Regions from separate parts of the Mus musculus genome. Here region 1 is linked to region 2. The links are chromatin loops, found by intact Hi-C in ENCODE. Cell type or tissue: gastrocnemius. All regions are shown on one strand. Each heading gives the region's core, and the rest is flanking DNA. Links, peaks and the distances in the headings are about the cores only. Region 1 overlaps A330074K22Rik (RIKEN cDNA A330074K22 gene). Region 2 has its middle 41 kb from the start of A330074K22Rik.

Region 1 (12,029 bases), core at 1,889-9,888, 58 kb after region 2:
TGGCAGCAAGGAGAAAGAAGATGGTCACCATGGTGGCCGGACCCCCTGTGCACTGCTGTGTCTCCATTCTGCTGCTGGTGTTTGTGGAGTGGAAGCAGATAGAAAGGGATCCGTGCCTGGGGTACAGGTTGGGCAGGGCAGTAAGCGCCTGTGTGTTTTCTCCTTCTCTGAGCCTGAGGTCTGCTCACCTCTTAGCTAAGCACACTCTTTTCAAAGCACAGCTCTGGTGCTGGGCTCTGTCTTGCTCCACACGCTTTCTTAGACTTCATCAGGTGTCCTCGGTCTGCGTACTGCCCCCTCCCCCAGAGGAGGGGAGACTCAGATTCCTTGTACCCTGTTCAAGAGGCGCCATGCATACCACACCTCTGTCTTTGCACCTCCCTCACTGTGCCTGTCATCCCTCACTGCCCCTCCGCAGTAAACTCTATTTCCCAGACTCCCTTGCCTCTGACTCCGCCCCCCACCCCCACCCCCGCAACCCCCCCTCCCCCAGCCCCTTTGCTGTCAATGGAAAGGACTGGAGGGACTTGAAGTCCTGGCTTGATGTGTCCCCTCACCAACTCCCTGTTCCATGGGCAATGTCCTGGTCCTAGCTTTTCTTCAGCTCCTACCAGCAACTATGTCACTGGGCCTGCTGACCTCATCTTACTACTTCAGCTGAGTCACCCACTTCCTGGCCTCTTCTCTTGAAGACCCCAACTTCAGCAGGGTCTTACAACACCCTGCTTGGATGCCCTTTCCTGATAAGTGCCCTTGTAGACCTTTGGTTTCTGGGGAGTGTCCCCACCTCCCGGGAGCCTCCTGGCTGGCTGAGGCCTGGCTGGGCTGTTTGTGATTATGGTTTCAAGAGTGTGGTTACTTGATTCACATCTGTCTCCTCCAAACTGACAAATTCCACGGAGTGAGCTGCCAGCATCTGTTTTTGCTCAACACTGTCGGTCTAGTGCACAGGAGAGAGCCTGCTGCTGGGGCTTGGACTGAGCTAGGCAGCCGGGCTAGTGTGTATGCAAATGAGGACGCTTACATGCAAATGAGACATGGGAGGAGCTTACAGCCCAGCTCCTGATCAGGGAAACTTCCCAAGTCTCACCAGCTCCTGGAAGGGGCTGCTTAGAAAAACTTCAGGGATCCGGAGGGAGGGTCTGGATGGATGGGTGGATGGGTGGAAGCGAGGATGGATGGATTGGCAGGTGAGTAGGTGGGTGAGCAGACAGGTGGGTGGGTAGATGGAAGAAGATACCTAACTGAAAAATGTGTGGTGGTAGCTGATTTTGGTGGCCCACGCCTGTGATTCCTGTACTTGGAAAGTAGAGACCAAAGAATCAGAGGAGTTCAAGCTCATGTGCAGCCACGTAGCAAATTTAAGGCCAACTTGGGCTACAGGAAACCCTATCTTAAAATTTTATATATATATGAATGAAACCCTATCTTAAAATTATATATATATATATGTATATATATATATGAATGAAACAGAAAAGTCTAGCAGGAAAGATAGGCAGGCTGAATTTAGACAAAAGCTAAATGCTCTCTGGAGGAGAGGCTCCTGGGAATGCCCGCTGTGTTCCGTGACTTGTGTGCCAGGTTGTCACGGGAGCGTGGCTTCAGGTCTGAGCAGTGCTGTGTTGACCAAGATTAATGACTTGATTGGGAGCCATTCTGAGACCACCAAGGAGAAGCTGACAGCCCTATACCTGCCGAGGGGCACAAGCTGCTCATGAGACAGTGACAGCCAGTTAGAACATTGTCCTCAGTCCCCTTTACCCTGATTCCAGGCTGGGCAGAGAGGGTCTAGCGCCTTACAGACCCCAGAAGGGGTCTGAGTCTGTCCAACATGAACATAGGAGGCCTGTGCTGAGGAGGCCAGAGCTGTGGTTGCCATGAGTAGACAGGACCTTGGAGATGTGTCTGAAAGAACTGTGGGGTCTGGGGAAGTGACTCAGTCAATAAAAAATCTGGCAAGCGAACTCAGCCTTTCAGATCCCCAGGGCCCACATGAGAAGCTGGGCGGGCGTACTGGCCACTTGTAATCCCAGAGTTTAGAAGGTTGAAACGAGACCCTGGGACAAGCCTGCCAGCTGGACTGAAGGGGCAGGCAAGCTCTGAATTCAGTTGCAGGCCCTGTTTCCATGAAGGAAGTAGGGACTGACCCAGAAAGACACCTCACTTCAATTTCTGGCCTCCATATAAAGAAGCACACATCCCCCCCACTTATTTGTGCACCCCAACACATGCCAACAGACAGCCACACAGGAACACAGCCTTTAGTGATCCCAGTGAGCTCAGAGGACAGCAGGAGACAAGAAGGGGAGGAGCCACACCCAGCCCTCAGCTGTCACTCCTCCACAGAGGCTATGAGAGCCTCGGCCTCCCCATGGACACTTGCAGATGGCACCAGGCTGCAAAGTGAACCCAGCAGACAAGCCCTGCGCATGGCCAGCCAAGCAGGAAGCCACCGTGTAGCTGTAATCCTGTCAGATAGGCCTAGAGTTCAGATTTGTGGATTTGAGCACCATAAAAAAATAAATAAATGCTACTACCTAAGGCCAACCCTTAACCAAACAAATAGACATTGCTGTAGCTGAGACGTGAGTCTCAATGCTGAGTGGGAGAAAACAGACATTATAAATAGCCTCATGTCAGCTTGGGGCAGATTTTTGTGGCCAAAAGTTTATATATATATATATGCAAGCATTTTTGATTCTGGAGTTGCAGATCAGGGAGCCCTACATAAAGATGTCCTCGAAAGGATGCCATAGGAGAAAAATTTATCCAACCTCTGACAGGAAGTCAGTTAACGCCGCCCCACCATACATACATACACACACACACACACACACACACACACACACACATACACACACACACACACACATACACACACACACACTGTGCAGTAAAAGGTTTAAAAATTCTGTGAATCCACAGAAACTCCTGGCGATGGCCTCAGGCCCCTTCCCTGGAGACCAGCTGGGTGTGCTTTTTCTGCATATGGGTTGATTTTCTTTTGTTGGTTTTTACGAGACAAAAAAAAAAAAAAAAAAAAAAAAATCTCACCGTCCTGGATTCGAACTCTCAACAATCCCTCTGCCTCATATCCAGAGTGCTGGGATTATAAGCGTACACTGTCATGTACAGTTTGTTCCTGAATGATCAAATGTTTCAGTCTGAACTAGGGGTATGTGCAGCCCCACTGGTCGTTTTGTTGTTTTAAAATAATAGTTTAACCAGGTGCAGTGGTGCATGCCTTTAATCCCACTATTTGGGAGACAGAGGCAGATGGAACTCTGTGAGTTCAAGGCCAGACTGTTCTATGTAGTGAGCTCCAGGACAGCCAGGGCTACATAGACAGACCCTGTCTCAAAAACACCAAACAACAATAGATACATACATAAATAAAATAGTTACAGTTTAACAACCTATAAAACAAGTGTGACATCCCACACCAGTAACCCGGTGCCTGGGGGGGGGGGGTGTTGAAGCAGGAGGCTCTGGAGCTCCAGGCCAGGGTGGGCTACATATCTAAACCTCATCTTGAAACAAACTGAATCTTGGAATCCCGAAATGTCTAGCAGGGGACCTCTGTGCAGGCAGGTGTGGCAGGTTCAGGGGCTGCTCCCATTCTCAGGGGACAAAACCTTCTGTTCCTGAATCTCCTCTTCTATGGACACCCCAGAGGCTTGGGGCAGAGGGAATAACCAGGCTCTCTGGGTAGGCGGAAAGACAGGCGGGGGACAGTGGGGGACAGCAGGCAGTAGTGGTGCCACAGCACGGTTGCTGGTTCTCAGCCACCCCTGCAACAGGTGGCCTGCCATCTGCTTGGGCTCCTGGCCCAAGCCACGTGTCCAACCCTCTTGAGTTTAGCCTTGGCTGAGGGCTCGGCCTGAGTTCATAGAGACAGAAAAAGAACTTGGTTTGAGCTGTGGGGCCAGAGGACAGAGTGCAGGTCACTTGCCCCAGAGAGGGAAGCTAAAAATGGCCAGAGACCTTGGAAAGTCCCTGTGTTTGGACCTGACCTTCCTCTCTCCCTCTCTATCTCTCCATCTCTCACACTGTGTGTCTCTGTCTCTCACACTCTGTCTCTGTGTCCCTCTGTCTCTCTGTGTCTCTATGTGTCTCTGTCTCTCACACTCTGTCTCTGTGTCCCTCTGTCTCTCTGTGTCTCTATGTGTCTCTGTCTCTCACACTCTGTCTCTGTGTCCCTCTGTCTCTCTCTGTCTCTGTCTCTCTGTTTCTGTACTGTCTCTCTCTGACTTGATCTCTCACACTGTCTCTCTCTCTGTGTCTCTATGTCTCTGTCTCTCACACTCTGTCTCTGTGTCCCTCTGACTCTCTGTCTCTCTATGTGTCTCTGTCTCTCACACTCTGTCTCTGTGTCCCTCTGTCTCTCTCTGTCTCTGTCTCTCTGTTTCTGTGCATCTCTCTCTTTCAGCCCAGGCTGGCCCGGACCCCCTATGTACCTGAGGATGCCTTGAACCTCTGACCCTCCTGCCTTCACTTTCCTAGTGCTGGGGTTACAGGTGTGCACCCCCACTCCTGGCTAATGCAGGGCTGGGGCTCAAACCCAGGGCCTTGTGTATACTATGTAAGCACTCTACCAACTGAGCTGCACCCTCAGCCTCTGAACGCCGTCTCTTTCCTCATTGGGACCCTGGAGTTTGACTGAATAGGCTCTAGACAGATGCACCCATCTTTTACACAGTACTGGATGGAGCCCCAGAGGTGAAGGAACCTGCCTGGGGCCACACAACTTAGCCACTCACTGACTCTCAGGGTCCTGCCAGCTGCTGAGGCCCCAGTGCCTCTAAATCAGAGAACTGCATAACTGGCCCGCCCTGCCACCAACCAGGAAGGTTTTTTTCCCCAAGGCTCTGACCCAGGTTTCTGGTGTGTGTGTGGGGGGGAGAATAATGGCAGTGATCCCCTAAAAGGCTGCTTCAGAGAAAGAGACCACTCTACCCAACGCATCTTTGTGTTCAAACTCAGCACATCCCTTTTCGCTTTCGTCTTAGTGGCCCAATGGCCCACACTGGCAGCGTTACTGGCCTGCGTGATTGAGTTGCAGACAGCATACCCGGGACAAGCCTAGGCCAGGACCTGGTCAGTAGGATCTGCAGTTGGTCACCCACTCCCTAAAGGGACATGCTAGAGCCTGTTCCCTGAGGCAGGGCACAGCTGTCACCCTTGCCAACAGCCAGGACCCTGGTATGTGGCACCTGGTGGCAGGATGAAGCTGAGGAGACTTTTGACCCCCACCACCACTGAGACAAAGAGTCCCGGGAAGCCAGATGATCCAAAGTGAAAGCTGGACCCCTTGGGCCAGTCTTCCAGCCCTCCTGAGCCCTCTCCTAGCTAGAACGTACTTTCCCCATCCCCCGAGGCACATCTTCGTGGAGCACTCAGGATGAGAGCCGCTCGCCCTTGGTAGGAAGCACGGAAGCTCGTGTTTACACATGGGGGTTTTCTGAGGACCACTTGCAAAAAGATTTTTTTTTTTAAGATTTATTTATTTAATGTATGTGAGTACACTGTTACTGTCTTCAGACCCACCAGAAGAGGGCATCGGATCCCCCTTACAGATGGTTGTGAGCCCACCGTGTGGTTGCTGGGAATTGAACTCAGGACCTCTGGAAGAGCAGTCAATGTTCTTAACGGCTGAGTGGTCTCTCCAGCCCATTTCTTGAGCCAATTGAAAACTGTGAGATTTGGGTTTTTGTTTCTGTTGTTTTGTTTTGTTTGTGTGTTTGTCCAAGACATTGTTTCTCTGTGTAACAGAGCCCTGTCTGTCCTGTACTCACTTATGTAGACCAGACTAGCCTCGAACTTATAGAGATCCACCTGCCTCTGCCTCCCAAGTGCTGGGATTAAATGCATGTACTACCATGGCCGCTGGCAGGTTCTCCATTTTCTAAGGAGCAGAGGTCTCTAGGAGGTGTCCACCTTCAAGGGATGATGGCGTGGGCATTACTGTGACTTTCCTGTGGGAGTTGAAACTCTGGCTTCTATGTGGTGGTGGTAACCTTGAATTTGGAGGCCTGGGGAGCTAGGCTGTGGCCCTATGGCTGACCTGAGACCTCACTTGGACCCACTGAGACATCAGGGGTTTTGGCAAATACACAGCTATTCTGAGCTAGTGGCTTGGTAGCCAGTGTGGTCCTGGGGCTGAGTCTTCCTGGGTCTGCTGGGTAAGCTCCACCCTCGAGCTGCTGGGGGTTCCTTATCTCCAAACAGAGGTCAAGACCTGCAGCTGGAAGGTGGTGGGAGAATTCCAGACAGCCCTTGTAGCCCAAGAGGAAGTTGGGGGTTCCTACCATCCCCCAGGCCCCACTCAGGGCTGAGAAGTAACTGGTGAAAGAAGATACTGAGATTCACCCAAACAGTCCATTTGGACATCCAGCCCTGCCTGGCGAAGGCACAGAACTCAGAGTCCTACCCTAGGAATAGCCTGCCCCTCCCAGACCTCAGAGCTGACAGTCTCCTGCCACCCGAGGCGCCAGAGTGCCTGAGAAAAGTGTTTGGGGGGGGGGAGGCGCCCTCTGGAGGGAGGCCCAAGAGGGGGCTTACTTTCTCAAACTGGTCAGGAACCCAGAGGCAGGAGGGCAGACCAGCAGAGACAGACACTCACCCTGCAGCACACACAGGGACCAGGACGGCTCATTCGGAGGGATGCACATAGACCCGCAGGGAGAGGGATTCTCAGTGACAGAATAGAGAGATGATGCAGGACAGAGAAGAGAGACTCAGATGCTTACCCTGAGATCTGTACACAGATAGTCACAGTGGGCCCACCGGCTCCCCTATGCCTGCCCTCAAGCCGGTACCAGCCTGTTGTCATGTCCCGCCTGGGCAGCCCCAGCCCGTTTGAAATGTCTGTGACACCCAGAGACACACCTTGGTCAGAGTTATCTGTGTCCCCAGCACCTCTGAATCTTCTCTGTACCCCACCCCCAACCCTCACCCCACTCCCCCACCCCCACCCCCAGCCACAGCTGGGCCATCTGCTGCGGACTTCTCGCTTCCTAGAAAGCCCTTCACACCCAGAGTATCGGTAGCAAGTCTGGCTTCTGTCACTCTTCATCATTTCTGAAACTCTCCCAAGTTGCTGTGTCCTGTCTTTCTTTTTTGTGCTTACCACCAAACTTGACAAATGGTGTTCCGACCCTAGTGGTGACTCTGGTGTGTTGAGGGAAGGGTGGTGGGGGCACTCGGGAATCCCAAGTGTGGGGCTGTCGTAACAAGGCTTCGGGGGACATTCCTGCCCTGGGGCCTGTTCTTGCTTCTGTGGGGTGAATGTTAATACCTAAAAGTGGAGTTACTGAGTTGAGGGTCAGGAGAGATCTTAACAAGTAACTGCTTCACTTCTCTACACCGGAGATAAAAGGACCTGGGACGCAGCTCAGTGGTGAGACACTCCTAGCACGTGAGAAGCCCTGGCTTCCACCCAGAACTGTAGTAACTGGGTGTGGGGGCCCAAATCTGTAATCCTAGCACTCAGGAGGTGAAGTCTGGAGGAAGCAGATGTTAAGGTCACTCTCAGCTACCTGGGGAGCAGAATCCCAGGACAGCCTGGCCCTATTTAGGACTGTAATATGCGGATATACATGGCTTTGTGAGTTCGAAGCCAGCCTGCTCTACAGAGGGAGTTCCAGGACAGCCAGGGCTGCAGGGTGTGACCCTGTCTTGGAAAAAAGCCAAAGCAAAACCCTACAAAAAGGGCAAGCAATCACAATGCCCATGAACACTTGGCTAACAATATGCACTGGGAACGTTATTCAGCCATGCAAAGGAATGAGGTCTCGAGGCAGGATGCCAGGGGACCCTGCTCTGTCTGACCCATTTAAGTAAAATGTCCAGGAGAAGTAAGTCTACAGGCAGGGATGAGCCACTGCTGATAAGGACTGGCTCCTTTCAGGTGCCTGGAAGTCCCCTGGGCTGAGACTCAGCCTGCAGCCACCCAGCCCTGTGACTTTACTAACAGCTCCGGGATCGTGTGCTTAGCGGTGGTGGCAGGGAGGGGACTTCAATTATGATTGGCTTTGCTGTTTACTGTGCGGTTTTGAATCAGGGTCTCAGGTAGCCCGAGCTGGCCTGGAACTCCCAGTGTAACTGAGGGTGACCTTGACTTCTGACCATCCCGTCCCTGTCCCTACTTTTCCCACGCCTGGCTGGAAGCGGCGAGTTTTGTATTGAGTTTCTATAGTTATTAAAAGTGGAGACAGGGCTGGCAAGGTAAATGTGCTTACTACCAAATGGGGTCACCTGAGCTCAATCCCAGGGACTGTAGTGGTCAGAGAGAACTGACTTCTGCAAGATGTCCTCTGACCTCCACATGCATAGCCCTTCCCAAATAAATAAATGTAATTTATTTATTTATTTATTTATTTATTTATTTTGAGACAGGGTTTCACTGTAGTCTTGGCTGACCCAGAATTCGCTCTTTAGACCAGGCAGGCCTCAAACTCAAGAGATCCGCTAGCTTCTGCCTCTCCAGTGCTGGGGATAAAGGTGATTGTGCCACTGTGCCTGGCACAAATCTAACTTTTTAAAAAAAGATTTATTTATTTATTTATTTATTATATGTAAATACACTGTAGCTGTCTTCAGACACCCCAGAAGAGGGCATCAGATCTCATTATGGATGGTTGTGAGCCACCATGTGGTTGCTGGGATTTGAATTCGGGACCTTCGGAAGAGCCAGTCAGTGCTCTTAACCGCTGAGCCATCTCTCCAGCCCCCTAACTTTTTAAAAAGGGACGGTACACAGTTGTAGTCTCAGCTCCTCAGATGGTTCAGTTGAAGCCAGGAGGAGGACAAGACTACGCTGGGCCACAAGTGAGGCCCTATTTCTTGAAAATAACCCTTTAAGGGGCTGGAAAGATGGCTCAGTGGTTAAGAGCACTGATTGCTCTTTCGAAGGTCCTGAGTTCAAATCCCAGCAACCACATGGTGGCTTACAATCATCTGTAATGGGATCTGATGCTCTCTTTTGGTGTGTCTGGTGTACTTACATATATATACATACATATATATATATATATATATATATATATATATATATATATATATATATATATATATATCATCCAGGCAGTAGTGACGCACACCTTTAATCCCAGCACTTGGGAGGCAGAGGCAGGCAGATTTCTGAATTTGAGGCCAGCCTGGTCTACAGAGTGAGTTCCAGGACAGCCAGGGCTACACAGAGAAACCCTGTCTCAAAAAAACCAAACAAACAAACAAACAAACAAAAAACCAAAAAAAATCCCTTTAAATAAAATTAATATAGAACACAAACTGAGGATAGTCAGAGCGCAGGTTTCTTGGTGGGGACAGTGGCGGTGAGGCAGATGGCAGGAAGCTGGGTACATAGTCCCTGGTGAGAAAGTCTCAGGTTTGGGGAGTCATGTGTGTCCCCCACTCTCCCGTGACCCCTAGAACAACTCCTGGCAATGTAGCCTCTGAGCAGATGTGGGTTAATCAAGCATAATTAACTTTATGATTATGGCTTCCTGAGGCCCCGTGAAAAATGATGCCAGGAAAACATACTGCGGTGCGCTGGCGGCAAGGCTTGCCTTCCTGCCCTTATCTTCAAGACATCTTCCAAACAGTCCCATCCGATGGGACTCTCTGACAATTCCTTACCATTAATCTAGCCCTGTTTACAGAGCAGGAAGCCAGCGGGGGCTCAGGGGCCCGCCCAGGGTCAGCCAAGAGGCCAGGTGAGTGGGCCTCGGTGTCATTAGGTGAAGCCTCACCCACAGGCCGGCTACAGAGCCAGGACGCCAGTGCCAAACCAGGTTGGGTCTGGGGAGAGTGGGGCCGTGGGCTGGCTGGGTCCATGTGGGTAGGCCACGCCCCCTGTGAGCTGAAGGCGGGTGTACGTGGATCTAGGATGCAGGGGAAGTAAGAAAGGCACAGAAAACCAGAGGACTGCCCACTCTGCCTTTGCTGGTCGCCGAACCCATGGCCCAGTGCCTTCCCTGGCCCGGGACTCTCATCCTCCGGCACTGGGTTAGCGACTTCTGGGGATGAAGGACTAATGGTAGGAAGGGATGGTGGCAGAAGTGGGGGGGGGTCACACATAGGTGTCAGGAGGCAGAGAGAGGAGACTGCTGGGGCTCAGCTTGCTTGCTTCTTTTTACTCAGTCTGGGACCCTGGCTGATAGGATGGTATGCCCCTCCCCACCCCTATGCCCAATTCAAGGCGCATCTTCTCTCTTCGGGCCATCCTGTCTGGAAAAGACTCAGAGGTGTGTCTCTATGGCAACGCCGAATTCGGTCAAGTTTGACAAGAATCATCACGGGGGTTGAATGTGTCCTGATTTCTATTTCTTTTAAATTGTATTTATTTAATGTATGAGTGCCCTGCTGCAAATACATCTGCCTGCCTGAAGAGGGCATCAGACCCCCCATAGATGGTTGTGAGTCACCACGTAGTTGCTGGGAATTGAACTCAGGACTTCAGGAAGAGCAGCCAGTGCTCTTAACCACTGAGCCATCTCACCAGCCCCTGTCCTGATTCTTTTTGTTTGTTTGTTTGTTTGTGTGTTTGTGTTTGTTTTTGTTTTTGTTTTTCGAGACAGGGTTTCTCTGTGTAGCCCTGGCTGTCCTGGAATTCACTCTGTAGACCAGGCCGGCCTCAAACTCAGAAATCTGCCTGCCTCTGCCTCCCAAGTGCTGGGATTAAAGGCGTGTGTCACCACCGCCCCGCTCCCTGTCCTGATTCTTAAAACCCTCCCTTCCCACATGCCCAGCTTCCCTCTTGTCTGTATCTCAGCCACCTGGTCACTTTCTATCTACACTGGGGAACAGGTCCCTTGGGACCACCAAATGCATCTCCAAAGCCAATATCCCCCAGATGGGAAGGTGGACACACCAGATCCAGACCCACTCGTGGCCTGCAGGCACTACTGGTATGGAGGCAGGAACCACGGCCAAGGATGTCACTAGGTCAGAAGCTGGGAACAGTAAAGAACCAGGCTGCTTCCCAGAACTCCAGCAGGATCCAGCTCAACCCTAGAATGTGACCCTGTACAGCCCGTATATAACTTCTCCCTCCTCCTGTCTCTTCTCCCTCCCCCTCTTACTCCTCCATCTCTTCTTCCTCCTCTTCCTTCTCCTGTGGTGCTGGGCATCGAACCTAAGACCCCATGCACAACAGGCAAATACCCTACCACTCGGCCTTGCACACCAGACTTCTGATCTCCACACCTGATAGAATAAATGCAAGATGCAGGCTGGAGAGATGGCTCAGTAGTTAAGAGCACCGACTGCTCTTCCAGAGGTCCTGAGTTCAATTCACAGCAACCACATGGTGGCTCACAGCCGTAATGAGATCTGATGCCCTCTTCTGGTGTGCCTGAAGACCAGTATACTTAGATTATAATAATAAATAAATCAAATAAATAAATAAATAAATAAATGCAAGATGCTTGAAGCCTCTCACTTTTCTCTGTTGTCCTTCTCCCGAGACAGGATCCCTCTCTACGTGTTCCAGACTGGCTTACTGGCCTGCAACTCGCTGTGTAACCCATGCTGGCCTTGAACTCACGACAGGACTCTTCCTTCAGCTTCCTGACTTAACAAATGTAAACCACCATGTCTAGCACGGACTCCACTGTTACAGTGACACCAGGAAACTCATTTGATGCCTTGCAGTGGCCTGGCCCTACTGCTGTACAGAGTCCCAACTCTTCCACCCCCCGGGTTGGCTCAGTATGGCCCTACTCAGCCCCAGCACTGAGTCCTGAAGGAGGACTTGGCCGCCCCCAGCCCAGTGAGTCAGCCTCTTGGGTAGTCACCATCTCTGCGGAGCCTCACCACACTTGCACGCCTCGCCTCCAGTCAGACTGCAGTTTCCTCAAAGGCCGGAAGCTCCATTCAGGCGTCTTTGCTGTACCCAGCCCCTGTGGTGAAGAAGGAGCCCAAGGCCAGCTAAAGCACCGTGCAGTGCACTTCACACCAGCCTGTCCTTGTCCCCTATCCCTGCAGAGCTCTGCCCCAGCCACCCACTCAGCCCCGTGCTTCAT
Region 2 (12,029 bases), core at 1,433-9,432:
TCTGTCTGCTCCCACCACTTCTATCCCAGACCACAAGAGTCATTGCCACCACCACATGGACACCTCCCACATGCACTCCCCACAGACACACACCCCTACAACCACACCCTCCACAGACATATTCCCCTACAACCACACCCCCCACATGCACACACCCCTACAACACCCCACAGAGGCACACACATTCCTGCAACCACATCCCACACACACGCACCCCCCACAACCACACCTCACACACATGCACAAACCCCACAATATATTCCACATAAGAACCCCTCCACAGAAACATACAGCCACAGGCACATGCACAAATATGCATCTGACATGTGTGCACACATGACATAAGGCACGTGTACCCCACACATGCAGATGCCTACAGACACACACCCGCACAGGCACACACATGCACACTTACCCACAGAAACACATCTCCACACACAGGCACCCCAACACACACACACTCCCTACTCATACCCCTACACACAGACAAACACCCCCACAAATGAACTAATATATACCCCCACACAAGCATGAATATATATATATACCCACATGTAAGCATGAATACATATTTCCCCCACAAGCATGGATATACACCACACACAGGCATAACCTCCTATATACATGCACACCCCTCTCACACATGACCCCCTACCAGAGCACGCCACCACTAGGCAGGAATCCATGCCTCACACACATACGCAGACCCCTCCCCCCCATACTTAGGAACACATACATGCTGCTTGGCCTACAGGCTTGCCATGCACACACGGTACCACTCAGCACACCCAGGAGCTAGCCTTCTGTGAGAGGATTTGTCTGACCATTTCCAGAACCTTCATCTGAGGTGTGCCTGGCAATGGGGCACCATCTCTTGATGTGCCCGTAAGTCTGTCAGCTCCAGGCCTGCCCAATCCCCAGTCTCTATGGGAAGCTCTGGCTGTGTGAAGAGACTCAGTAAAAATGGGAGATTAAATGAATAACAGCCCACAGGAGTGGCGGGCGCCTTGCCTTGATCCTGCAAGGCTAGGCCCACCAGGGACCCCAACAAAAGGTCACATCCCTAACCCTGCCTGCCACATTCTCACCCAGGCCACACAGGTAGAAGCTCAGACATACCTGCCCTGTGGATCCTCCCAGACCCAACCACTTGACCCCAAGGACATGCTGAACTAGTCTCTCTTTACTCATTCATTCATTCCCCTCATTCATTCATTCACTTAGCCAAAAGAATCCCAACACAGCCCAGATCCTGAAGGGGAGTCATGTGTGGTATGGGACCTTCTGCAGCTGGTTGCCCCCACAGAAAGTGATCTGCCCAAGGACTGGAACTAGCAGCCTAGCAGTGGACCTCCTACGGTGTGGCCTTTGCAAGGTCAGGGGTACCCTGTGGGCGGACCTCACTCCCCCGAACCTCAGAAGGAGAATGCCAACAGGTGGGCAATGGCTCTCTCCAGCCCTCAAGCCATGTAGCAAAGGAGCAGCCTACAGGACAAGGCCCAAGGAGTACCTGTCAGCCTGTCAGCTATGGAGTCTCCCTCCGTCAGAGGGGACCAGTCTTCCTGGCTGGTCTGTATCTGTGTTCCACATGGTTGACTGAGCGCCAAGGACACTGGTGGCAAAGACAGAACGTTTGGCCACGGAAGGCTTCTTTGGTGTTCTTTGGGGCTCAGAAGCAGCTCCCATGTACAGAAGATGCCCCCAGCCTTGTGAAGCTGCCACCTAGGGGGCATCCTAAGGCCAAACCTGCCCTGCCCCACTGCCAGAAGCAACTGATGAATGTCTTTATTATGTCCACCACCTCAAAGCCACCACAGGTCAGTCCAGACCAGGGCAGGGGGTGCTCAGCACCAGGTGTGCCCCGAGGGGTGGCTTTCCACTGGTCTTGCCAGCTTTCCATGTCAACCATATTAAGATTCCCCATTTGCTGGTGGGGAATGGCATGTATGACACAAAGGGTCCTAACGGGTTTGTTCTAACTTGAGGAGGGGGCACAGATGATGTGAGGTGAGGACTTGAAGGGGTTAAACAAAGTTTGAACTGAGGCAGGCTGCACAGCTTGTTAGAGGAGGTACCGGGAGAGCCCAGAAAAGCAGGAGGGAGGGACACACACAACGAGCTATCCCACCATGAATAACCTATCCACACGCCCACCCACCTACCCATCTTTGGTGGTCTGAATGATAATGGCCCCATAGGTTCATACACTTGAATGCTTGGTCTCCCAGTGGTGGAACTGTTTGGGAAGGGTTAGAAGGTATGGTCTTGTTGGGGAAGGTGTGTGACTGGGGGCAACCTTAAAGTTTCAAAAGCTCATATCATTAACTCTCTCTCTCTTTCTCTCTCTTTCTCTCTCTCTCTCTCCCTCTCTCCCTTGCCCCACCCTCTCTCTGCCTCCTGCATATGGACCAGATGTAAGCTCTTAGCTTCTGCTTCAATGACATGCCTCCCTGATCTCCTTGCCTTCTGCCATGTGACCCTCCATGATGGTCATGGACTCTAGCCCTCTGGAACTGTGAGCCCCCAAATTCACTCATTCACCCCTCATTCATTTGCTCTTTTTTAAGTTGCATTGGTCATAGTATTTTTTTATGGCAATAGAAAAGAAACTAAGACACCACTCTTTTATCTATCTACTCACTCTACCCATCCATCCATCCACCCATCCACCATCCATCCATTCACCCATCACTCCATTCATCTGTCCATTTGTTCATCCATCCACCAATCTATCCATCCACTACACACTCATCCTTAGTCAGAAGGTATCTCTCTCTCTCTCTCTTTTTTTTTTTTGGTTTTTTGAGACAGGGTTTCTCTGTATAGCCCTGGCTGTCCTGGAGCTCACTTTGTAGACCAGGCTGGCCTCGAACTCAAGAAATCCACCTGCCTCTGCCTCCCGAGTGCTGGGACTAAAAGCGTGCGCCACCACGCCCGGCTCTCTCTCTCTCTCTCTCTCTCTCTCTCTCTCTCTCTCTCCTCTAACCAGCTCTTAACGCTCCCTGCCCCTGGGGCTGTCAACCAGCATGCTCTTGTCTCCTTTACAAGCACAGCCATGTGTCCCAGGCCAGCTGATTAGCGTCTGCTCAGGGCAGTGGTTAGGAATCTCTCCCTAGGGCCTAGGATCACTAGAAATCAACCCCCTCTTGCTGGTGGTCATCTCTGACAGGATGGGACTCAACAGACCTACTTGGCTGAAATAAGGAGGAGTTGGGTTTGTGTCCCTTCCAGAAAGAGTATGCAGTGGGTAAAAAGCCCTTCCAATATACTATGAGATGATACCGATCTAGAACCTTCTAGACACTCAGCTCTGAGCCTGTTGCAAACACACAGAGGTGACCTCCAGAGTCTGACCCTGCAGTTCTCAAAGGCAAAATCCAGTAGTTCAGTCTGTCGGTGTGGAGTGAGAGAAGCTGGGCAGACGCCCCTCAGCAAGCATCACTCTCCCCCTATATAAAAAGAATCCATCACCTATAAACAGGCCTGCTGTGTGATTAGAGACAGGACGGGCGCTCCAGACTCCCACTGAGCAGCCATTTCCATCAGCCTGGTCCCCACAGAGCCCAAAAATGTCATATGCACACATCCCCAGAAACCCTACAATCACACACAGACTGTGGTCCAGCCCTGGATGATAGGACCTATGGCTGTTATAACCTTCTTAGATTTTCTCTCCACAAAGATAAAAGAGCAAGGGAGCCCTAGGTTCCTTGCCACCCACGGTGCTATTGTGCGAGAATGTGATGGTAGAACTGTGGTAGCTATCTCACAACCACGAGAAAAGACGGGAAACTCGCGTTTAGATTTTCTTAGGTTTTGGAGGAGGTCATTTGATATTACATCAACAGCTCCGATGGTACCTCACACTCCTGAAGAACACTGGTACGGAGAGGTAGTCCTGTGTTATGGGTGAAAGCAGGGACTCTGGAGGCTTGGAAAGACGGCTCACTCAGTAAAATGTCTGCCATTAAGCACAGCCATGTTCAGACGGCCAGCTGAACCAGGAAGCTGCAGGTTTAGCGAGAAACCAGGTCTCAAAGAAAAGAAAAGAAAAGAGGAAGACACCCAGTGTTGACCACTGTCCTCTGCACACGCACGCATGCATGCACACTAATAAAAAGCAGAGATTCTGCCCTTAGCCAGACTTTCATCCCAGTTTTACCGACCACTCACTGTGCACTCTTCGGCAGGTTACTTAACCTCTCTGTGCCTTAGTTTCCTTCTCTACAAAGCATGAATAGTATTTATGAGGGTTAAATAATTTAGTAGACATAGATGCACTTAGCACAGCACTTGGCATATACCAGGTATAGTGCTTGCCAGCAGTCAGAGGGGGTGGGGTCTGAAAGAGGAGGGAACCCCTGGAGAGGCTGGGGGTAGGGTGGGACCCTGGGTCCAGGCTGCAGGAGCTGAACAGGAGCAGTGAGCCTGCTCCCAGCCTTGGCAACAGCAGATCTGTGCTGATTCGATTCCGTGAGCCATGCCAAGGCCGCTGCTGGCTCTAGTCTGCTGCTGGCTGGCCGGCAGGAGCCCATGACGCAGCCCTAGGGCCACACCACCGTGTGGGCAGCCACGGGTGAACGCTCACAGCCCTGCTCACTCACTGGCTCCCCGGCTGGTGGCTTTCTCTTGGGTGGGAAAGGGAGGCCTCTCCAGCCCCCAGGGCACGTGGAGCCGGTCCCAGCTGGCAGCCTCTAATACCAAGGCGAACACAGTTGCCCTGTGGTGTGGCACAGGCCCAGGTCCTGCCTCAGGCAGTTTAACTCTTTCCATACTGTCCTCTAACAAGGCTCGATGCCCGTCCATGGGGAAACTGAGGCAGAAGCAGTCTCCATCTCTAGCATAATTTTCTGAACAGAAGCTTTGCACGCTGTGTCAGCAGTATCTGCCTCCTCCTCTCCCAGTGCTCAGCCAGTGGGGTCTCTTCTCCCCACTCACCTGGGTGTCAACACCCATGGATGATGGACAGGTGGATAAACAGGTAGTCGGATGCAGGAATGGGTGTGGGAGAGTGGATGGATGGATGGACAGATGGATGGATGAATGGGTAGGAAGATGGAGAGATGGATATATGAATGGATGGATGATGGACAGATGGACCGGTGAGTGGGTGGGGTTAGATGGATGGATGGATATAAGTAGCTGCATAGGCGGACAGGTTGTCGTGTGGATATAGACGAAAGGCAATGGTGGCTCGCCGGGTGGTTGGCCAGGCTAGCTTTAGGTGGTACTTAGCGCTTCCTGCCTTGTTCATTCCTTTCCAGATGACCTCAGGCTTTTTTGGCAGATGATGGCTCCTGTCAAAGAACTCCTCTTACTGCTTCCCCAGTGAGAGTGTGTGGGGTAAGACACTGCCACAGGTGGTATGGTGTGACCCACACGGGGGACCATCTACTCTGACCACATGCCATGCCCTGTTCCCTCTGAGTTTTACCACAGCCAGGATCAGCTACGACTTCTCTGTTACCAGAGGGAACCTGGGATCCAGAGGGGTGAGATGCTCGCTGGAGGCCGCCCAACCACAGGGGAGTGGGGGCAGACCCAGGGTTCCTACCCCACTTTAGCCTCTCAGCTGCAGCGATGGGCTGCCAGCGGCTCTACCACACGATGGTGGCTCCACTCAGCCTTTGCTTTCCCTTAACTTTAGTGAAATCAATTACTTTCTGAGCTCAGATAAATTATAGTGCCAATAGTCAACTAGGAGGAAGGTGTCTGGGGGTGGGGGGGTGGGGGCGTGAGGCAGGGAAGCTGTGGAGAGTGTACCCTGAAGTCTTTTTCCATTGACTTTGCTCTCTGGTGACAGAATGCTGGTTGTGAGGGACTAGACCATGACACAGTGTGACTTCTGTGTCACGCTCTGATACAATGATCACAGGAGAGATACATCGTGTGTCTCAACAGCACCAGGAAGCAGCTGCCAGAGGAGGGAGCCCCTTCGAAGCCCCACAGGAGACCCTGTGACAAGAGCAGGAGTCTTCCTGCCGCCAGCCATGTGGGACCAACCAGCTACCCACTCAGCCTGGCTAACCCAACCTCAGAGAACCTCAGCAGGGCCTCCCTGATTCTCAAGCTCCACCTCAGAAAATCTGAGAGGACCAGAGTCTACTATCCAAACAGGGATATCTGTAATACAGCGGTAGCCTCGGTGGATGCATCTTAAAGGGCAGGATCTCTGCCTTAGCCGCGGGATCAGCATGGCTGGCAAAGAGGAAGAGAGAAATCCACTAGGCATCATTGGGGGGAGGGTGCGAGGGCGCTCCTTCAGAACAGAACCTAGCAAACAGTAGGTACCCAGGGACCCACTTCAGTATGAATGAAGGGAAGGCACCCACGCGCCCGCGCAGCCCTAGATTCTGCTCCAGGCTCAGCATACAGGAAACCAGGGAGCCGGGGTGCAAACGAACCGAGTGAAGCTGTGACTCCAACGGGAGTACACGCGGCCAACACGCGGAGCCTCAAGCAGAGCCCAAATAGAAAAAGCACTCAGCTGCCAAGCAGACCACGGGTGTTTAAATGAGTCTGGCTCCCGGAAGCCTCCCGTGTGCTCCCCACTTCCTCTCCTGCCTTCCCAACCCCTCCACACCCACCATGTCCGCCTCAGTCATCCCAGGCATCTGGAACGCGGCCCTCCCCCAGGAACCCCACAGTACTTCCTTCTCCGAGGCCTCAGAGACATGCCATATGCCACATTGGCTAGGGAGACTGTGCATCCGTCCCAAATATCCTGGGAACCGGGATGGTAGTGGGCAAAGGACATCCTTTTGAGGTGTGAGAACGTTCTGGAATAGAGCAGAGGGAACCTGCATGCCGCGTGGAGTGGGCTGTGGAATGTCGCTAGATAGGATACACGCCCTGTTGGTTTTACCACAACTCCGACTAGGGTCTGAGGACTGACCCTGAAGATCAGTGGGCAGAGAGCTTTCCTAACATGTGAAGCCCTGGGCTGCATCCCCTGCACTGTATCAACTCAGTGTGGTGGTGCCTGCCACACCCAGCACTCAGGAGATGGAAGCAGAAGAAGTAGAAGTTCAAGGACAGCCCAGGCTACAGCAGACTACAAGAGGGGCAAGCGGAAGTTGAATGTGGTGGTACATGCGATGAGCATAAGCCCAGATCTCAGGAGACCAGGGCACATTCCAGTCCGCCTGGGATACAGAATGAGGCCTCATCTGAAATGCCAAGGGCTGGGATGTAAATGAATTGTGTAGGGTTTGCCCAGCACACACAGGGCCCTGGGTTCAATCTCTACCATTGTTAAGTGTGTGTGTGTGTGTGTGTGTTTTGTTTTTTGTTGTTGTTTTAAAAGCAGTAAGTGTCTTTAAAGGTAGTGATGGCTCCATTTGGTACCATCAAGGTCTGGAGCCCAAGGGTAACACGGTGGGTGACAGAGGTGCTGGGCTGGCCTGCCTCTTCTCAGAGGGCAGCATGTGGCTCTTGCCCACCATACTCTGAGGCAAGAACTGCTTTCGGCATAATAACCAGGAAAAAAATAAGCAAAGACCAGCAAAAGCTCCTGAAAAGTACAAAAACTGCATGCATGCACACACACACACTCTCTCTCTCTCACACATACGCATGCACACATGTACTCATGTGCATACACACTCTTGCACACACACACACATATATGTATGCATGCATACACATACACTCACACACGCATGTGCACAACATACACACACACACACACACACACACATACACACACACACACACACACACACGTGCTTTGAATGCACACACTCAGTTCTGCCCTCCGGGACCAAGCAGTGAGGAGGAGGGACCAGGTGGTGAATGCATGGGATTGGGGGGACCTGTGGTGGGGGAGGCTCCAGGGACCACCAGGCAAACCGTGGGGGACGGAGAGTGGAAAAAGGAAATAAACAAGCAGGCAAGTCCCAACCCAGGGAGCTGGACCCTCGTGGGACACACATTTAATTGGGCCGTGTTTCCTGCTTTTCGGGTCTCGCTCATGTAAAGGCACAGAAACTGCCTGTAGTTTTCAAACTGAGCCCCAGCAGATGCCAGCATGGGTGTCAGGTGGGAATCACACATAAGCACCCTGGAGGGGCTCTCGTGAAAATCTTCAGAGGCTGTGAAACCATCGGGATTGCTTGGGGGGCCTGGGTGTGTGTGTGGGGGTATGCTTCCTCCTGGCCACACTCAGCCCAGGGTCCCCAAATACCCTCCAGGGCACCAAGCTTCTTTCACAGATGTAACCCTGAGGCCCCGGAGCAGGGCAGGGTCCGTGTAGTAAGCGGCAGGGTACAGTCCCAAGAGCATGAGAATGCTGTCACTTGGATGCCAGAGAACAAAGAGGCCATGGCACCAGAGGATCTTCCCTGTCACCATGATGTGACCTAAGAGCAGGAACAAGAAATGCGGATACAGCCCAGACCTCTGTAGACTGTGAGCAGCCATGAACCAGGGTGGTCTATGCGTCCCTCTCCTACCCTCCCCAGGCTGGCCCGGCTCGTCCACGGTGAAGCTGTGGGAAGGTGGCTGAGTTGGAAACTCTGTTTCCAGCCTCTCCACCCAGAGGCAGAAAGATACCCAGCTCCAAGAGGACCTGATGAGGCTCTGGCCTCCTGCCCAAGTCGAGACTGTGCTGGGGGAATTCCATGTAGTATCCCACCTTGCCTGGGGAGCTGGGGTAAAGAGACAGCTGCTATTGATAACCTCATCGTATTTAGGAACTGTGGCAAAAGAGACAGTAAGGCAAACCAAGGCTGGCCTCCCTGGACTGTAAGCGAGTGCTGCTTGGGCTTGAGAGCCGAGCTGGGCAGACAGAGGCACTGGGCTTGAGAGCCATTGCCTGGCTCATCCTGGGAAAGAGGAAAGGGGGTGCCATGGCTTACCATGTTCACGATGTATGTGTACGAGACACATGTCTCTTTGTGAGCTGGAAATCCCTGGCTTTACATGTGAGAGGTGTATGTGCATGCATGTTGGTGTGTGCAAGTGGAGAATGGAGGTGTGCGTGAGAAGCAGGTCTGGTGTGTGTGGAGGTGAGTAGTGCAGGCATATGAAGGGTGTATGTGTATGTATGTGAGTATGTGTGTGTATATGTGTGTGTATGTGAGTATGTATGTGTATGTGGGTATGTATGAATGTGTATATGTATGTGAGTGTATATGTATATGTGAGTATATATGTATGTGAGTGTATATGTGTGTGTATGTGAGTATATATGTGTGTATGTGTATATGTGTATGTGAGTGTATATGTGTGTTTGTGAGTGTGTGTATGTGAGTGTATGTGTGTGTGTGTATGAAAGAGTGTGTGTGTGTGTGAAAGAGTGAGTGTGTATGTGAGTATGTGTGTATGTGAGTGTATATGTGTTTGTGAGTATGTATATGTGAGTGTATGTGTGTGAGTATGAAAGACTGTGTGTGTGCATGAAAGAGTGAGTGTGTGTGTGTCTTTCTGGAGCAGCTGACCTCCCCAGTGAGCCAGCTGCACAGTGGGTTCCTCCCATAACACAGGCCACCCCGCCCCCAGCCAAGGAGGACAGCTGCAGAGGGTGACCTGTGACCAGAAGGCCACTTCCCTGGCCTCCCTGCCTTTGGGCGGGCCAGGCCACTTGACCCAGAGGCTGGCTCCAGGATTTTATAGCTGGGGGCCTGGTTTTCCCAGCCACAGGCGTCTCAGAGAGGGGACGGGCCCAAATGCCACAAAGGCTTGGCTGTTCTCCCATGAGCCTTGCTGGGTGGGGGGAGGGGCCTCTGGGGGAGCAGGAGGGTGGGGGCAGGGTGTGAGGAAGCTGGAGAAAGTGGGGAACAGGAGGATGATTCTGGAAAGTTCCTGAGACAGGGAGGGGTGGGGGGGAGCAGTAGGGGGATATGGAGACAGACACCCAGACTCACACCAGGAGGGGCAGAGAGTGGAGGTTAGTGAGCAGGGGAGTGGTGGGGAATGGGGGGGAATGAGGGAGGGGGGAGACAGACCCAGCAAGACAGAGACAAAGGGGCCAACCCTGGAGAAGGCCCTCGAAGGCCTCCCTGTGTGTGGCAGGGCTGAAGTTCATACAGGGAGGGAAGAGGTGGGTTGCCGACCAAAGTCATTGAAAAATTTTTGGCTCAGCTGCCTGAGGCTCCTGGCCGAGGGCCCGGTTCTGAGCTGAACTTAAACAAACCCCACCACTGCCATCTGCTTGATTTTAAAATAAATCAAACAGTCTGTGCGCCGCGCTGATCGGGTTTCCATCTGCGCGGCCGCCCGCTCGCCGGCCTGGAGCTGCGCTTGCCTCTCCCAGCCAAAGCTCCTGGCAACATGTGGCGGGTGATTCCTCCAGGAGGGGACACCGACCCCCCGCCAGCCCCGTGGCTCCAACTGAAACCCAGCACTATTTTTACAACCACCCACGGCTGAGGGGACCAGAGCGGCTCCGCCACTGCGGTTTCTGGTTGGTGGCGGTGGCAGGGGATTCCCCTCCCTTGTTTGGTGGACAGAGGGTACTTGGAGGGTTCAGGGCAGGAGCATTCCACACCAGCTGTGATGACACGGGACACCAGGTGGGACAGCTGCAGCCTGCTGGGGTGGGGACAAAACAGTGGAGGGTACACCTGAAATATCTTAATGTAGTTCCTCCCCCAGGCTGGGCCATCCTGGAAAATATTGATACCTGCCCCTCCCTTAAAGTTCACGTTACCCATGGGGTCAAGAAACCAGAACAGAAACTAAGAAATGCAACTCTGAGCCTTAGGCAAGTCATCTGTAAAGTGGGTACAAGCACGGACACTGCCCATGTCCTGCAAAGGCAGGAACCTAGGGATAAAATGCCCGAGGGAAAGACAGAGCCACAGGAGCGGGGTCTGGTGAGCTAACATGGGAAGTGTAAGGACTATTCACAGACCATAAACCGTTAGGAGACATAGAGTCATTAGAGATGGGAGCAGGGGCCATGAGTTCGTGCATGCCAGCTCCAGAGGGGTTCAGAATAAGAAAGAGTAAGGTGCTCACAGGTGGCTGGACAGTGGGGTCAAGGACAGCAATCTGATGCTGTGAGCCCATCTGAGCCCAAATCTACCCAAATTATTTTCAACTTAGCCAAAGCTTCAAAAAAAAAAATTTTTTTTCTTTTAAAGATAATGGTCTCACGTAGCCCAGGCTGGATTTGAACTTGTTATGCACCCACGGCTGACCTTGAACTATTGCTCCTCCGGTTTCTGGGGTGCTGAGGGTGGAACCAGGGCTTCGTGCATTCCAGCCTGAGCTGCTTGCATTGATTTTTTTTTTTAAGTCCTCAAAGGACTTGAGAATACATAGAATACAGAGTTTCACAGGTTGTTTGGTTGTTATAAAAACACGCAGAGGGTGTCTACCAGGAGCTGGAAGTTGTGACATGTACAAAAGGCACACTGGCCATGATGGGGCAGGAAGCTGGAGGGGGACCCAGAAGGGCAGGGCATTGCACGGAGAAAGCAGTCCCAGGGGCTCCCCGAGACGGCATTGTGTCCTTGAGCCGAGGCTGGCACTCCGTACGTTACCACAAACCTGAGCTTGGAAGAGGAGTCACTGCCTCCCATGTGAGCCCACAAAACTGGAGCATCAACAAAGGAACAAGAGGGAACACCTGTGCTGGGCTACCTGGGACACACAGCTGGGGTGTGACCTCTGTGCTCCAGTCCCCAAGCCTCGGATTCACGGTGGAGACTCTGGGGAAGAAAGACTCCCACACTAGCCATTCAGAGGCATCCCAGGGACTTGGGAGCTTGCGTATGGTCCCTCCTGAATCTGTACGCCTCACCGGCCTCTCCACCCCTCTCAGAGTGTTAGCAGCCATGGAAAGGACACTCATTAAACACAGAAAAAGCCCTGAGATGCCTCTGGAGAGGTGTGCCCAGGGTCACCTCCAATGCTGAAGGATCCATGTCATCGTAATGAACCTCACTCCCACCAATAAGCCAGGCAAGGTATCTGTGCACTGCTCCAACAGACTTGTCTCGGTGCCTGCACAAGGTCCTGGTGGGGAGACACGTGGGCACAAAGCAGCCCCAGTCTTTCACAGACCCCTGACATGTACACAG

The links. Peaks named below come from ENCODE experiments on the same cell type or tissue, not always from the same donor. Only the 100,000 strongest peaks of a DNase experiment are listed, where the experiment ranks them.
Region 1: it touches region 2 in a loop (2.2-fold over the local background); 6 of 42 quality-filtered maps call a loop at or near these places.

What each region holds. Positions count from the first base shown.
Region 1 is chr8:120,205,932-120,217,960 of GRCm38, reverse strand. A330074K22Rik (RIKEN cDNA A330074K22 gene) reads left to right here. Exons shown (of 3, transcript NR_110496.1): 3 at 11,476-12,029. Among named protein-coding and RNA genes, the nearest start is that of A330074K22Rik, 16 kb to the left of the region's middle. In gastrocnemius, for the core only: a CTCF peak has its summit at 6,483; DNase peaks (open chromatin) are centred at 2,365 and 3,804; H3K27ac peaks cover 4,331 bases.
Region 2 is chr8:120,263,218-120,275,246 of GRCm38, reverse strand. It overlaps a transcript of Gse1 not described here. Among named protein-coding and RNA genes, the nearest start is that of A330074K22Rik, 41 kb to the right of the region's middle. In gastrocnemius, for the core only: a CTCF peak has its summit at 4,606; DNase peaks (open chromatin) are centred at 4,580 and 6,617; H3K4me3 peaks cover 892 bases; H3K27ac peaks cover 4,053 bases.